Linked DNA regions of Mus musculus: region 2 is linked to region 1. A link is a loop called in an ENCODE intact Hi-C map of the cell type or tissue named here. Cell type or tissue: heart. All regions are shown on one strand. Each heading gives the region's core, and the rest is flanking DNA. Links, peaks and the distances in the headings are about the cores only. Region 1 has its middle 79 kb from the start of Cldn34d. Region 2 has its middle 45 kb from the start of Cldn34-ps.

Evidence for each region. Hi-C counts contacts between places; a loop is a spot of excess contacts. Peaks named below come from ENCODE experiments on the same cell type or tissue, not always from the same donor. Only the 100,000 strongest peaks of a DNase experiment are listed, where the experiment ranks them.
Region 2: a loop joins it to region 1, with 17 times the contacts of the local background. A loop is called at or near these places in 16 of 42 quality-filtered maps.

Annotation. Positions count from the first base shown.
Region 1 is chrX:76,677,812-76,685,387 of GRCm38, forward strand. No RefSeq gene overlaps it. Among named protein-coding and RNA genes, the nearest start is that of Cldn34d, 79 kb to the left of the region's middle. In heart, for the core only: a CTCF peak has its summit at 3,258 (motif pointing right); no DNase peak of the experiment used is centred there.
Region 2 is chrX:77,716,238-77,723,813 of GRCm38, forward strand. It overlaps the pseudogene Gm14746. Among named protein-coding and RNA genes, the nearest start is that of Cldn34-ps, 45 kb to the left of the region's middle. In heart, for the core only: a CTCF peak has its summit at 4,326 (motif pointing left); no DNase peak of the experiment used is centred there.

The DNA of each region.
Region 1 (7,576 bases), core at 1,020-6,019:
GGCCATATGGGTCCTTAGGCCTTCCCTCTTTAGTCTAAGGGACCTCAAACCTTTTATGTCTTGCCAGAAGAGCCTAAGAACTCACCCCATGACTAAACAGACTCCCAAATTTACCTTTTGACCAACGAGATTCAAGATTATCCTAGAATGCCAAAGAAGGCCAAAGATTTACTCCTTGTTACCTAGTATCCAGGGATGTTCTCTTCCAATCAGCAGACCTTTGACCACTCTAATTTCATGTTCCCAATACTAAGTTTAGAAATTGGAGCCAGAATCCAGTCAGTTACAAGAAATGGAGTGGCAAGAATCTTCATGTACAGACTTGGGCAGTAGAGAATATCTGAAGAGGAGACATAACTATAGACTGCCATCCAGTTTGCTGGAAGAAAGCTTAAGCTGCTTCCTGATCTGCTGTTATACATACAGATAATACAGAAAATATTTTACACTTAACCTAGAACTTCGTAACAAGGAATCAGTATTCATATCTTGCCCCACTGCAGATGATGGTCATGGACTTTCAACTTTCACTGATAGATTCCTGGAGTCTTTCTACTCTATGCATAAATTGAAGCTATGCTCTTCCATTAGTCATAGATAGCAGGTCAAAGGCATTCCTTTACAGATCATTATGGTCAGAGGGGAAAAGTCTGAAGCCATCTTGTTCAGAGGGAACAAGACTGGAAATACCTTGGTCAAAGGCATGGGTCAGAGGCTACACCCTATTTTGGGCAGAGGGAGAAGACTGGGATACTTGATCTCAGATGACCTTCCAAGAAATAACCCTTGTTCTGAGGACCTCTGGGGAAATAGAAGCTCAAAGTCTCCTTTAAGAAAATGTAAAGGGTGTGAGTTTCCATGACTTAATGGAGACAGTTTGAAAACCCTCTTGGTAATAGACCATAGGTCTCAGAACCTATGGAGGAGGAAAGTTTATTGTGTCCTTGTTCAGAGGAATAGGCCAGAGTTCTGCTTGGTTTTACTAGGAAGATCTGCAGCCCATTAAGTCAAGAAAGAGTGGTATATATGGTTCTCTTGGTTGGAAGGAGAATGTCTGAGACCCTTTAGGGCAAAGGGGAAGATCTAAGACTTCGTTAGGCAAATGGAAAGACCTAAGGCCTCATTTGGCAGAGGGGTTTCATCAAGACTCCTTGAGAAGAAGCAAGGTCTGAAGTACCTTTGAGCAGAGGAAAAGGTCTAGAACTCCCTTGGATAGAGATGTGAAGGACCAAATCCCACTTAACAATGGGAGAAATTTGAAGATCCTCAGGACAGAAAGAGAAGATTCGTGACCTTTTTTAGCATAGAGGAATTGACTGAGGAAATATTGGTTACAGAAGGTAGTTTTAGGCCCCGTGTGAAAATGTGAAGGTCAGGGTCCTTTTAGTTTTAGAATGAAGGTCTTGAGACCCTTACAGCTGATGGAAAAGGCATAAGGCCTTTTCAGGCAGAAGAGGTATGTCTGTGGTCCCATTGGTCATTAAGAGGTAGGTCTCAGACTCTTTTAGCACAGGAGCATGTCTAAGGACCCTTTTGTATGAGTTGGAGGTTCTGAGGCTTCCTAGGGCAAAGGGGAAGTTCTTATGCCCTTCTTACTTAGCCCACCTTACTCTGGGACTTTTCTCACTCTGATACTTCCCCGTTTGTTCAAAAGTACCTCAGACATTCCCATTATCTTCAGTGGGGCCTCAGACAAAACTTGTTAAACTAAGAGGTCTGAGACCTTCCACTCTAACAGAGTGGCCCTCAGATCATGTACTCAATTAGGCCACAAACATGAGCTAAGTAACTGGACTCCAGGCTAAGGGACCCTCAAATCTACACACTCTTAAATTTTGTTTGGATGGTTAGGTTTGGCACTTGGGATTGAATTGAACCCTGGGTCTCAGGCTTGATAAATAGGTATTCTTCCACTCTTCCATTCCTTTTATAAAATTTGTTATTCTACGTGTAATGGTACTTTGCTTATATGCATGTCTGTGTATCATGTGCATGTCTGGTGCCAGTAGAGACCGAGGTCATCAGATTCGGGAGTCACAGATGGCTGTGAGCCACTATGTGGGTTGCTGGGAGTCAAGTCCAAGTCCTCTGAAAGAACAGCCAGTGCTCATAAGTAATAAGCAATCTCTTCAGGCCCTTCAAATTCCATTTTAGATGGTTCACATCAGTCCAGGCCATTTGTAAGGCCACCTGTGGTTTTCCGTCTTTTATAATCCTAAACTGTTTTGACTTGCACATTTTCAAGTCCAATAAACTTGCCAGTCATAAACTTAAAAACTCTTTAATCATGCTTTCCAAAAATTGAAGTAATTGAACATATTTTTATATAATGATATCAATGAAAATGAAAAAGAAATGTGTTGCTAGAGTGAAAGTATGAATTATCTGCATAGATAGAAGTGATCATACAAGAATCTTTCCAGAATCTTCATTTGAATATATGTTAAGTAACTGTAACCTACATTTATAATCCTCTTCCTTTGAGAAATAAAAGAAAGTATTTATCTCTGTCTAAAACTCATCTCTGAGCTTCTTCTTACACTATATGGGAACTAACACAGAGACCCACAACTTGACACTGCAGAGAGTGAGAGACTTTGGAGCACTCAATCCTAAAATGGAGATCCTCATCAAAGCCCTTCCTCAGGGCTCAAGGAGCTATGTGCAAAAGGAGGTAGAAAGACATAAGAGCCAGAGGTGTAGGATGACCCCAAGAAGCAGTGTTTTCTAGACACAACAGGACTGATAAACATATGAACTCACAAAGACTGGTAACAAGACCTGTATAGGTTCAAGTCAGATGGGATCCCAGCACTAAGAATGGGAATGGGGCAAAGGCTCTCAGCCCTACCCAAGAAGCAAGCTATCTGTGATAAATACCTGCTTGGAAAGAGAAAATAAGTTTTCTCCAATAGAGTGTCACTGGGTATTTCACTCCCTGGAGCAAGCCCATGCTTTTTGTTTCATTTTGTTTTGTTTTGTCTTTTTTTTTTTTTTTTTTTTTTTTTTTTTTGTCTTACTAGCTATTTGGGTTTTATTGGGGGGTGATTTTCGTTTTGTGGATATTTTTAAATGGAAAAAAGGAAAATATAATTGAGTAAATAGAGAGGTGGCAGATCTGGAAGGAGCAGGGAAAATATATTACATGGACATTTTTAAAGAAAACAAAAGGGAAACCTCTGCTAAGAATCTATCTTGGGCTAAAAGAATCTATTTCAGTTCTCCAGGACAGTTAAATAATGTTTAAGCAGTGTGACACAAGGTGGCAGTGTTCACCTGTGGTTTTCATTTATACACAGGCAGGTAGAATACATCAACACCAGCCTTACCATTGGGGGACAAAGCTTAAGGGAACATAAAAATTTGTATTGGTAACAGAAATGCAATGATTACATCAGAGAACTGTCTACAAGCTTTAAGTATGCAACTCATTTTTTCCATGTAAAAATAGTTTATATTTATCTTTTCATTTATGTGAACAGAGCCACTTGATAAGACAAATTATATCTATTCTGGCAAAGAGAACTAGTTATTTTGAAGAATATTAAATGTTCAAATTAGCATGTAATATTACTAAATGATGGTTTTATTCAGTATTTTCTTTGTTTCTATAATAAAAGTTATTTCCTAGTATTTGAAACTTACAACCTGACATAGAAAAACAGAATTGTGTCCAGTCAAAAGTCAACTGCAGAGCTTTAGATCTATGAAGCTAGTTAGGCTTCCTTCCAAGTTGTAAGAATTTTGCAGAATTAAAAATACATATGTATTCCCCTAGGGCTCTGGGAACACTATGGAAGAGGACCCTGAAAGATTGTAAGAGCTGGAGAGCATAGAGGAAACCAAAGAAATAAGGTCTTCTAGACAACAAGAAACACTTCTGAACTCATACAGACTGAGGCAGTATGCACAAGGCCTACATGGGTCTGCACTAGATGTGGGTCTTGGAGCTGTGAGGGGAAGTATATATATGACTTCATCCCTAATCTAAAAGCTATTCCCAATTGATAACTACTTTAAAATGAAATTTAAATTTTCTCAGTCTCACAGGGGAAACAAACCACCACTCTTTAGGTTAGGCCACATTTCCAGCAGCAGTCAGTCAACAGAAAATGATCTCAGTAGCATCTCTGTAGATTCCTCTTCTCCTAATATCATTCCAGTGCTTTTCTTAAAGTTATTTTTTTCATATATACATATATATATATATAATATTCTCTTTTATATTTTACAAGTGATTTGTGTATATCTTATGACTTCCAATTTTGTGTTTTTATGGGATCCCTTAGTATGCGATTGAGTTGGTATCAGCATCTATATCTATTCATTATGCTTTTTCTTGAGTTCTTTTTTTTTTTCTGGTCGTTTGTTTGTGCCTATTACAATATGTTAGTTTTTGTTTTATCTTATATTATCTCATATTCCAATCCCTTATAAGCCTGTGTGTTTTCTAATGAGAGTCAGAAAGAGCATCAATTCAAAATGGAGGGGAGCAGAGAAAAGGAAAACCATAATCACGGTGTGTTATATGTGAAAAAAATCTATTTTCTTTTTTTTAATTAGATGTTTTCTTCATTTACATTTCAAATGCTATCCCCTTTCCAAGTTTCCTCTCCAAAAATCCCCTATACCCTCCTCTCCTAACCCTGATTCCCACCCCACCCACTCCCACTTCCTGGCCCTAGCATTCCCTTATACTGGGGCATAGAATCTTCACAAGATCAAGGAGGGCCTCTCCTCCCATTGATGACCAACTAGGCCATCCTCTGCTACATATGCAGCTAGAGACACAAGCTCTGGGGGAACTGGTTAGTTCATATTGTTGTTTTTCCTATAGGAATACAGACCCCTTCAGCCCCTTGGTTACTTTCTCTAGCTCCTTCATTGAGGACCCTGTGTTCTATCCAATAGATAACTGTAAGCATCCACCTCAGTATTTGCCAGGCACTGGCATAGCCTCACAAGAGACAATATAAGTGTCCTCTCAGCAAAATCTTGTTGGTATATGCAATAGTGTCTGGGTTTGGTGGTTGTATATGGGATGGATCCCAGGGTGGGGCAGTCTCTGGATGGTCATTCCTTCAGTCTCAGCTCCAAACTTTGTCTCTGTAACTACTTTCATGGGTATTTTGTTCCCCCTTCTAAGAAGGAACAAAGTTTCCATACTTTGGTTTTCATCCTTCTTGAGTTTCATGAGTTTTGCATATTGTATCTTGGGAATTCTAAGTTTCTGGGCTAATATCCACTTATCAGTGAGTTCATATCATGTGTGTTCTTTTGTGATTGGGTTACCTCACTCAGGATCCATCCATTTGCCTAAGAATTTTATAAATTGATTGATTTTAGTAGATGAGTAGTACTCCATTGTGTAAATGTACCACATTTTCTATATCCATTCCTCTGTTGAGGGACATCTGGGTTCTTTCCAGCTTCTGGCTATTATAAATAAGTTTGCTATGAATATAGTGGAGCATGTGTCCTTATTACAATTTGGAACATCTAGGTATTTCCCCAGGAATGGTATTACTGGATCTTCTGGTATTACTATGTCAAATTTTCTGAGGAACCCCCAAATTGATTTCCAGAGTGGTTGTACCAGCTTGCAATCCCACCAGCAATGGGAGAGTGCTCCTCTTTTTCCACATCCTCACCAGCATCTGCTGTCACCTGAATTTTTGATCTTAGCCATTCTGACTGGTGTGAGGTGGAATCTCAGGATTGTTTTGTATATGTTTTCATTTACATCAGAATACTATTCCAGAGTCTGTGTTGCCACATTTTCATCATCCATTTGTTAGTTGAAGGGCATTGAGGTTATTTATAATTCTTGACTACTAGGAAGGGAGTGGTTATCTGTGGAGTAGAATGTCAAGTCCATTGGACACGTGACAAGAAGTAGTATATCTGATTTATATGTTAAATTTATTTTTAGGTTTTTAGGGTTCTCTACATTGATACATCTACGATGCAGCTTAGGCTCAGTGTCATAGTGAAAGAGGGCCTGAAAGATTGTAAGAGCCCAAGGGACAAGATTTTGCTGTGAGACTGTATTATAGAAATGTTAGAGAAGATGCCTAACCAAGGATGATGTCAATAGACATGCCAACATGAAAGGGAGAAAGCTCTCAGGGCCCCATCAATAGGTAAAGAACTATAACCACATAAAAAATGCTGAGACTGAGATAAGTATCTTCCCAATGGAAGAGACCCCAAGTTATTTATTCAATACCAAATGGCAAGTCCTGAAACCATTCTATACAGGTAATGTTACATGGACTGAGCAGGTTATATTCATATATTTAGAAAAAATATAGCCTGCTAATATATTTTATAAGCATAATATATATTATATGTATATATAATATGTATTATAAATGAATTTATATATATTATAAGTAAATGCAATAAATTTGAGAAAGAACAGAGGGGCTTTATCAGAAGGTTGAAGGGAGGAAAGGGAATGGGAGAAATGCTATAATCGAAAAATTAAAAAATACAAAAGAAAATAGAAAACATCAAATGTATTAAAAATTAATGAGACTGGGTTCAACTGGTGTGTGTATATGTGTGTGTAAAACTGGCATAGTTTTCAGCCACCTGGTTCTGGAGAATGAATGAGGGACAGGATAAAGTTGACTAAGCTTATGAATTCGAAGCATAGTAAGTATTTCAAGAAACGACAATACCAAGAAAGAAAGAAAGAAAGAAAGAAAGAAAGAAAGGAAGGAAGGAAGGAAGGAAGGAAGGAAGGAAGGAAGGAAGGAAAGAAGGAAGAGCGAGCCGGGCATGGTGGCACACGCCTATGGTGGCACACACCTTTAATCCCAGCACTTGGGAGGCAGAGGCAGGCAAATTTCTGAGTTTGAGGCCAGCCTGGTCTACATAGTGAGTTCCAGGACAGCCATGGATACACAGAGAAACCCTGTCTCAAAAAAAATAAAAAAAAATAAAAAAGAAAGAAAGAAAGAAAGAAAGAAAGAAAGAAAGAAAGAAAGAAAGAAAGAAAGAAAGAAAGAAAGAAAAAGAAACGACAATAATAATCACTGAACTACTGGTCATTGCTGCTAGGAATTCATGATTTTTGATGTACATTTATTGATTTTTGTATGGGAACACAGGCATGTAGGAAAATTGCTTAGGGGGACATTTGGGCCTCACCTGTGTGGAGATCAGAGGAAAAATCAAAGGATTAAATTCTCTCCTTTCATTGTTTGGAGGCTGGAGACAGAATTTAGGTCTTGAAAGTAAACACCTTCACGTACTAAGGCATCCTCTGGCTCTAGTGAATTTAGATCATTTTTAAAATAAGAATCGAGTGTACTAGCCAGGAAGTTTCTAGATCCAGAGCCTTCTCTGTTCATTGCTATCACATATCAAATGGAATACTAGGCCAATTATTGTCCTTTTTGTTGCGCATTTTGTATCCATTATTTCTCATATCATAGATTATATACATTATTACTATCAACTGAAAATGAAACTATGATTTTAGCACACATATCCCATTGCTTTGAGTACTTCATTGAGTTTCTAAAACAAACCTATAAACTTTATTCTAATATGCTCACTTTACAGT
Region 2 (7,576 bases), core at 1,413-6,412, 1.0 Mb after region 1:
TGCATATACTACTACTACCACCTAGCTAAAAATTAAATATTCTTTTTTTTTTTCCATCAGGAGAGAATTTTATCTTAAAAGTGTCACCTTAAACTGCAACAATGTCTGTTAAATATCACAATTAAACATGCCAAAGGAGAAGCCATGTTGTCAGATGCCCACCTACCCCCCTACACCTCAAACCCACCCTTGCTCACTGTCTATATCTCCTTTTTCTTTCTTTCTCCCTTTCTCTCTCTCTCTCTCTCTTTCTTTCTTTCTTTTATTAAGCAAGAGAAAGTACACAGATACATGTTGGTAAATGCTGTCTGTATTCACATAGAGACACAGTGTAATCTCTGAGCCTAATTTACAGAGAAAAGAAAAAAGCTAGAATTCTATACACTACTTACTGCACTACTACTAGCACGCTCTAGCCTCCAGCAGAGCCAAGGGTACGGGGTGGGGGTGGGGGGGGCTTTTTTCCCACAGAGCATGGTGGTGGTGTTGAATCCACAAGTTTTTGAGACAAGAAAGGATAAAACTGTATTTAGAGCAGAAATGTGGAGATTCTTTTGCTCAAGATATTTTCCCCAAAATTAGTTGAGAACCATGATGTTGAGACCTCAAAAACAGGGTGGCCGAGCACAGAGGAACAGGGAGAAAAGGACTGCAACTTGCTCCCAGGAACTGGAGAAAAGAAAAAAAAAAAAAGAAAAAGAAAATAACAAGGAAGGTTGGAATCCATCAATCTTCTGTGTTAGTCATCCTCGCCTTCATCCTCCTCTCCCTCCTTGCCTTCATTCTCATCGTCATCTTCTTCACCTTCATCATCATCTACTTCATCAATATCTTCCAACCTTTCCTTCTCTGTGTCTCCTTCTCCTTCTCTCCTTCTCTCCTCCTCCTCCTCCTCCTCCTCCTCCTCCTCCTGCTCCTCCTCCTTCCTCTCCTCTCTCCTTCATCACCCATATTGGGAACCAAATAGTTCTGCAAGGGATTTGGCCAAATATCATCTCTGATGACCTATCCTAACTTGTCAGCACGTACATCAGAATGGTCAGTAAACCGGGTAAAGAAGTTCTCTGGCTCTTCATGCTGCCTCTTCCTGCTGGCCTTATTCTCCGTTAGACTTGAGCGTTTTGTCAAATCCTTTCCAGATTTCCATATGATTTCAGTGGACTTTGAAGACAGGTTACCACTCTCATTCAGATGGAATTCTTTGGAGAGAACCTTATTTTCAAAGTAAGGATTTTCATCAAGATAAAAATCTGTTCTGTGCCGGGCGTGGTGGTGCACGCCTTTAATCCCAGCACTTTAATCCCAGGAGGCAGAGGTAGGCAAATTTCTGAGTTCGAGGCCAGCCTGGTCTACAGAGTGAGTTCTAGGACAGCCAGGGCTACACAGAGAAACCCTGTCTCGAAAACCAAACCAAACCAAAATAAAACAAAACTCTATTCTGCAACCTGATTTAATGTCTTCAAATTAAACTTCAACTCTGCTCAAATAATGCAGAGCCTCCTCGTCCTCCTCCCCAAGCAGTGCAGACACTTATGGATGATTGACAAATGTTGTTACCCCCAAATTTGGAATTTTGGCGATCAATTCTGACTTCTCCTGAAAAAACGGTTGGTAGAGTTTGTTATATTTTGTTCTACTTTCAAAATTTCCTCACTGGCTGGTTCATTAAGTCTGTCTATTTCATTTTGTACTTCATCAACATGTTCAATTGCTTCTTGGTGTTCTTTTTCTGAGGTCTTGTCTGCCCTGTCTTGATTGTAGTTGAGCTCCTTTTTCCTGGCTTTGGCCATGATGTGGAGCCCTCCGCGCTCGGGGGCGGAGCAGGGAGGGGCGGGAGGGGGAGTGAAGGGACAGCCAAGGGGGCAGCCAGTGAGTTCCCCTCAAACCTCACGTGAGGGCGCCCGCTTTTTCTGGCCTCCCCATGACCACCTAGCACTGCCCGCAGCCCCTGAAGCTGAGGCAGGCCCGGGGGAGTTGTGTTGAGCCCTTGGCCTGGGCTCTCACTGAAGGTGGGGCTCCTTGACTCACACCCTGCTCTGGCTTGCTTCTTGATTGCCCCGAGCCGCCTCCTCCTCCTAATTTTATTTATTTATTTATTTATTTATTTATTTATTTATTCCATGATAGGGTTTCTCTATGTAGCCCTGGCTGTCTCTGGAACTCAGAAATCCGCCTGCCTCTACCTCCCAAGTGCTGGGATCAAAGGCGTGTGGCACCACCTCCTGGCCCAGGCCCAAAATTTATTCTTAAAGGTAAAAATGTTAGACACTAAGCATAAATTGTCAAAAAGATTATCTAAATTAATATGAACATTGCTGAATACCATGCAAACATGCAAATATTAAACCATGTTTATACTGTATTTTCATGCACTGTCTCATAGCATTTTTTGTACTGTGTGCATGGATTTGAGCAGGACATCACTGCATTATGTGTGATCTAAGTCATCAACAGCAGTTGTTTCAAGCAAGGTTAAAAGATTTAACAAAGGTTCTTATTTGGACGAAGAAGTGGCTGCTTAGCCTTATTTATAATAGCCAGAAGCTGGAAAGAACCCAGATGCCCCTCAACAGAGGAATGGATACAAAAAAATGTGGTATATTTACACAATGGAGTACTACTCAGCTATTAAAAAGAATGAATTTATGAAATTCCTAGGCAAATGGTTGGACCTGGAGGGCATCATCCTGAGTGAGGTAACACAATCACAAAAGAACTCAACTGATATGTACTCACTGATAAGTGGATATTAGCCCAGAAACCCAGAATACCCAAGATATAAGATACAATTTGCAAAACACATGAAACTGAAGAAGAACGAAGACCAAAGTGTGGACACTTTGCCCCTTCTTTGACTCTAGCTGCATATGTATCAAAAGATGGCCTAGTCGGCCATCACTGGAAAGAGAGGCCCATTGAACACGCAAACTTTGTATGCCCCAGTACAGGGGAATGCCAGGGCCAAAAGGGGGGAGTGGGTGGGTAGGGGAGTGGGGGTGGGTGGGTATGGGGGACTTTTGGTATAGCATTGGAAATGTAAATGAGCTAAATACCTAATAAAAAATGGAAAAAAAAGAAATGGGAACAAAACACCCATGGAAGGAGTTACAGAGACAAAGTTGGAGCTGAGACAAAAGGATGGACCATCTAGAGACTGCCATATCCAGGGATCCATCCCATAATCAGCCTTCAAACGCTGACACCATTGCATACACTAGCAAGATTTTGCTGAAAGGACCCTGATATAGCTGTCTCTTGTGAGACTATGCTGGGGCCTAGCAAACACAGAAGTGGATGATCACAGTCAGCTATTGAATGGATCACAGGGCCCCCAATGGAGGAGCTAGAGAAGGTATCCAAGGAGCTAAAGGGTTCTGCAACCCTATAGGTGGAACAACATTATGAACTAACCAGTACCCCGGAGCTCTTGACTCTAGCTGCATATGTATCAAAAGATGGCCTAGTTGGCCATCACTGGAAAGAGAGGCCCATTGGACATGCAAACTTTATATGCCCCAGTACAGGGGAACGCCAGGGCCAAAAAGTGGGAGTGGGTGGGTAGGGAAGTGGGGTGGGGAGGGTATGGGGGACTTTTGGGATAGCATTTGAAATGTAATTGAGGAAAATACCTAATAAAAATATTTTTTAAAAAAAGAAGTGGCTGCTTAGAAGTCATGAGCAATGTGCTGTCCTGAGGAACAGGCTGGCTTGGTTGTTTGCCCTTCCAAATAGCAATCTGAAGGCTCTATGAGGAGAGACAATGAGGATAGCCATAAGGGGAAATCTGCAGCTAGGAGGAGCACAGCATAGATGTGCGATGGTCACCAAAGCTTAAGTATTCATAGTATCATTGAATTGTACAGTAACTATGGCTAAACGAACAATTACATGGGATGTGCATTTTCCCGCAATAAAATCAGTGGGCAAAAAACTAAAGTAGCTCTTGGCACTAGAATGTTACAACTCTCCTACTTAAATAATATTATAAAAACGCAAACATCTTACTAGAATCAATCCATTGTGTTCTCTTTCCTAAGCAAGCAAATAAGTAGAGATGACCACTTTCCTTGTTCACAATGAGATCCCCTCAGTATATAATAACTATCACACTGGAGTATCACCTTCCTTATGCTGAGCAAAGCTCTATGGTGTGTATAGAGATAGTCTCCACGTAACTGGGAGTGGTGGCCCCACTCAAAGGGGGTGGGGTGGCAAAGGGGGTGGGGTGGCAGGCCATTTCTGGGATCTCTTCTGGCAAAACATCTTCATGTACTTATCTGAAGGAAATGAGAATACGCATACCAGGCATGGGGTGCCATCTTGTGGAAGTAAGAAGTTGTGCACTCTAGCAGTGTCTTCTGCCAGAGTTGGCCTCAGCTCCAAAGCCAGAGTAAGATAAGTGTAGAGACAGCACATTACCTTTCTCAAACAGAATCCACACCCTAGTCAGGAAGGAAAGGCATACTTTCCAAAGATGCATGCATAGCCCTTAGCCTGACCAACGTTTTTCAGATCCATGATTTGGCTATGAAACCAAATATCATTGGACAACTCAGGTCAGTCGGCGTTTTCTACCTAGTCCCATGAGATGTTTTTGGCCCTGCAAAAACTCAGCTAAGAGCTCTCACTCTGCAAGCCATGTCAGACATCACCGTAGAATTCAGTCATCATCCTGAATCTAATGAATGAATGACATATTTTATAATAAGCTAATAGGAACTTAAGTGTTTGTGGTTATGGGACACCAAGAAGCCAAGTCCCAGAACTAGAGTGGGAGGGTAAGGCCAGGCAGTTCTGTAGGAGTGGGAGAGCAGCCTGGTTTACATAAACAGCTCCAGGCTAAACTCAAAACAGAAACTCTTCCTGTTCCAGGAGATGATGTGTCCTTTCTGGGTACAGAGTGTAAGAGCAAACTTCATCAAGCCAAAAATTATTCATAATAAATTGAAAGAAGCTGAATGTAGTGACCTGTGTAGCACACACAAGAACAGAAGTAAATAAAATATCAGTCAAAACAAACATGTAAAGCCGGGCTGGAGAGATGGCTTAAGAGCATTGGCTAATGTCCCAGAGGACCCAGGTTCAACACTCAAATGCAACTCATGACTGCCTGTAACTCCAGCCCCAGGGATTCTGGCACCTTCACACAGACATACATAGAAGCAAAACACTAATGCACATAAAATAAAGATAAATTAAAAATGTAAAGCCTGCAAAATCTGCTTTACTTGCAAGCCACACTAATGGATTTGTAATATTAGGGCAAATTACTCCTTGGATACATCCCAGTAAATATCCATACTACCCATTCTCACTAACAAAGAGCTTATGACATTCTTTTTTGTTCATCTGTTTTTCTTTTTTACTTTTTGAAGCAAGTACTGTTTGTAGAAAAAAGGGAGGGGCTTTAGAAATATTCACATATGCCACTGCCATTCACTAACACTGGAAATTGACTTGGGTGGGTAGAAAAATATGTGTACCCATCGTTATCCATACAAGGAAGAGTCCTCTGTAGGTTAGGGTAAGCAATTTTGCAGTACCATTTCCCAGCAAGCAATTCTTTCTGTGTAAATAAGGCCATTTCTGTGGTACCAGGTTGCAAGTAATCCTAATTAGCTGCATAAATCTGACATTCTGTGGCTCTAAATGGGTAAAGGGTAATCCTGTTTTTGTTGTTGTTGTTTTAGTTTTTGTTTGTTTTTGTTTTGCCTAGAGAATTATTTAGTAACATGGTTTAAATGACCTGTGCACTAGTGTGTGCTCTCTCTCTGTCTCTCTCTCTCCCTCCACACACCCCCACCCCTCATGAAACTAAGTGACATATGACTGCTTGCCCATCTACAGGTGCTGAGAACCAAACCCAGGTCCTCTGGAAAAACATCCAGTGCTCTCAAGTCCCGAGACAGCTTTCCAGTCTACATCCCCTCCCTTCTCTCTTACAATTATAGCTTCTTCCTTTATACTTTGACTGTTATTTACTGCTGACACACAAATGAAAACTAGGAAGCCTAACAATGATTCCCAGGGTTACAACATCCATTTTAAAAATAGAACATTCTTGTAACTCCCTCCAGAACCACCATGGCTGTGAATATACCACACCATTTGTTTTATCATGGTCTTCTTTCTCCAAATGACAGGAAGGGGGTGAGTGGAAGCTGTGGGGATATCTCGAAGGTTAGTGGATACCTAGGTTGATTTTTTTTAAAATAAAGCAACCAATGGCATTTGACAAAAAGGACAGAAGGTGGGAACCCTGCCTGGCCTGTAATGCACACCCTCGTTTCCTCAGGGAAAATGCATGATGACCATTTGCCAGAACAGGTCACCTAAACACCACCTTTAGCTTTTCACCTATTAAAGTAGAATCATCTTTACACACAGCACAGGGCTGTGATCAACACATTTCTGTGCTGGAGTCCCTTGATGAGATCATCAATTAATTGATATTATGTGTGTTTCAGAGGGTGTTTACCAATGCATGTGAGAGACAAATGCAGATGTTCTTTTTCTCCTCCTAACAAGTGAGGGCAGGGATGCAAGTTAGGTTGTCAGGTTCACTGGCAAGTGCATTTACTCTTTGAGCCACTGAACCTTAAAGAGATGATTTTTTTTTTGGTTTTGTTTGTTTAAGATGTGGTTTGACTATGCATTCCTCACAGATTTATGCCTGCCTCTGCCTCTCTAGTGCTGGGGTTAAAGTCGTGAATCATCATCCCTTGGCCCCGGTGAGGTTTATTTCTTTGCTCTTTTTGGTTGATTTGTTTTGGTGTGTGTGTGTGTGTGTGTGTGTGTGTGTGTGTGTGTGTGTGTGTGTGTGAGAGAGAGAGAGAGAGAGAGAGAGAGAGAGAGAAGTCTGTCTCTATGCGTACTTGACAGTTCTGAAACTTACTGTGAAGAACAGTCTGCTCTTGAACTGAGACATCCACGTGTCTCTGCTTTTCAAGTGCTGGAATTAAAGGTGTGCAGAACTATACCTGGGGCAGGTGACATTTTTAAGTGTCAGTAAAAACTTAAACAATTATAGACTATTCCCTCCCACCTTCCACCTCTCACCTCCCACTCCCTTGAGGGAATGGGAAAAAGCAAGCCCAGTAGGATCTGTTTTGCATTTCAAGTCAATGCCATTAACAGAGGTCATCTAAGGATGTCACGGGCCAATGTATTTGCCATAGGTGTTCAGCACATGCTGTGCGAGCTGCTGGTGCTGCCTGCCTTCAGCTTTCTGGTAAGCTGAAGACTCACTGGTGTGTTCATGGCTCTCAAGGATCAAGTTGCTACTGCAGAACGGTCAACAATGCCTCCTGTTTACTTCTCTAAAGAAACACATTTCTCAGAGGTGTGGTCATTTATAGTGGGACTCACCTAACAGTGCCTAGCACTAATGTATTTGAAATGTTTTTACTTCTGAATTATTTACATTGGCTGAAATTCTATAGACACTTCAAGGCACTCAGAAAACCACACAGTAGAACTAGCAGTAATGTGTTTTGCAAGCAGTGGTGTCTGACTATAAATAGGCAGATTAAACAGAAGGAAAACTTTTGAGTCATTGGTTTAAATGTTGAATATA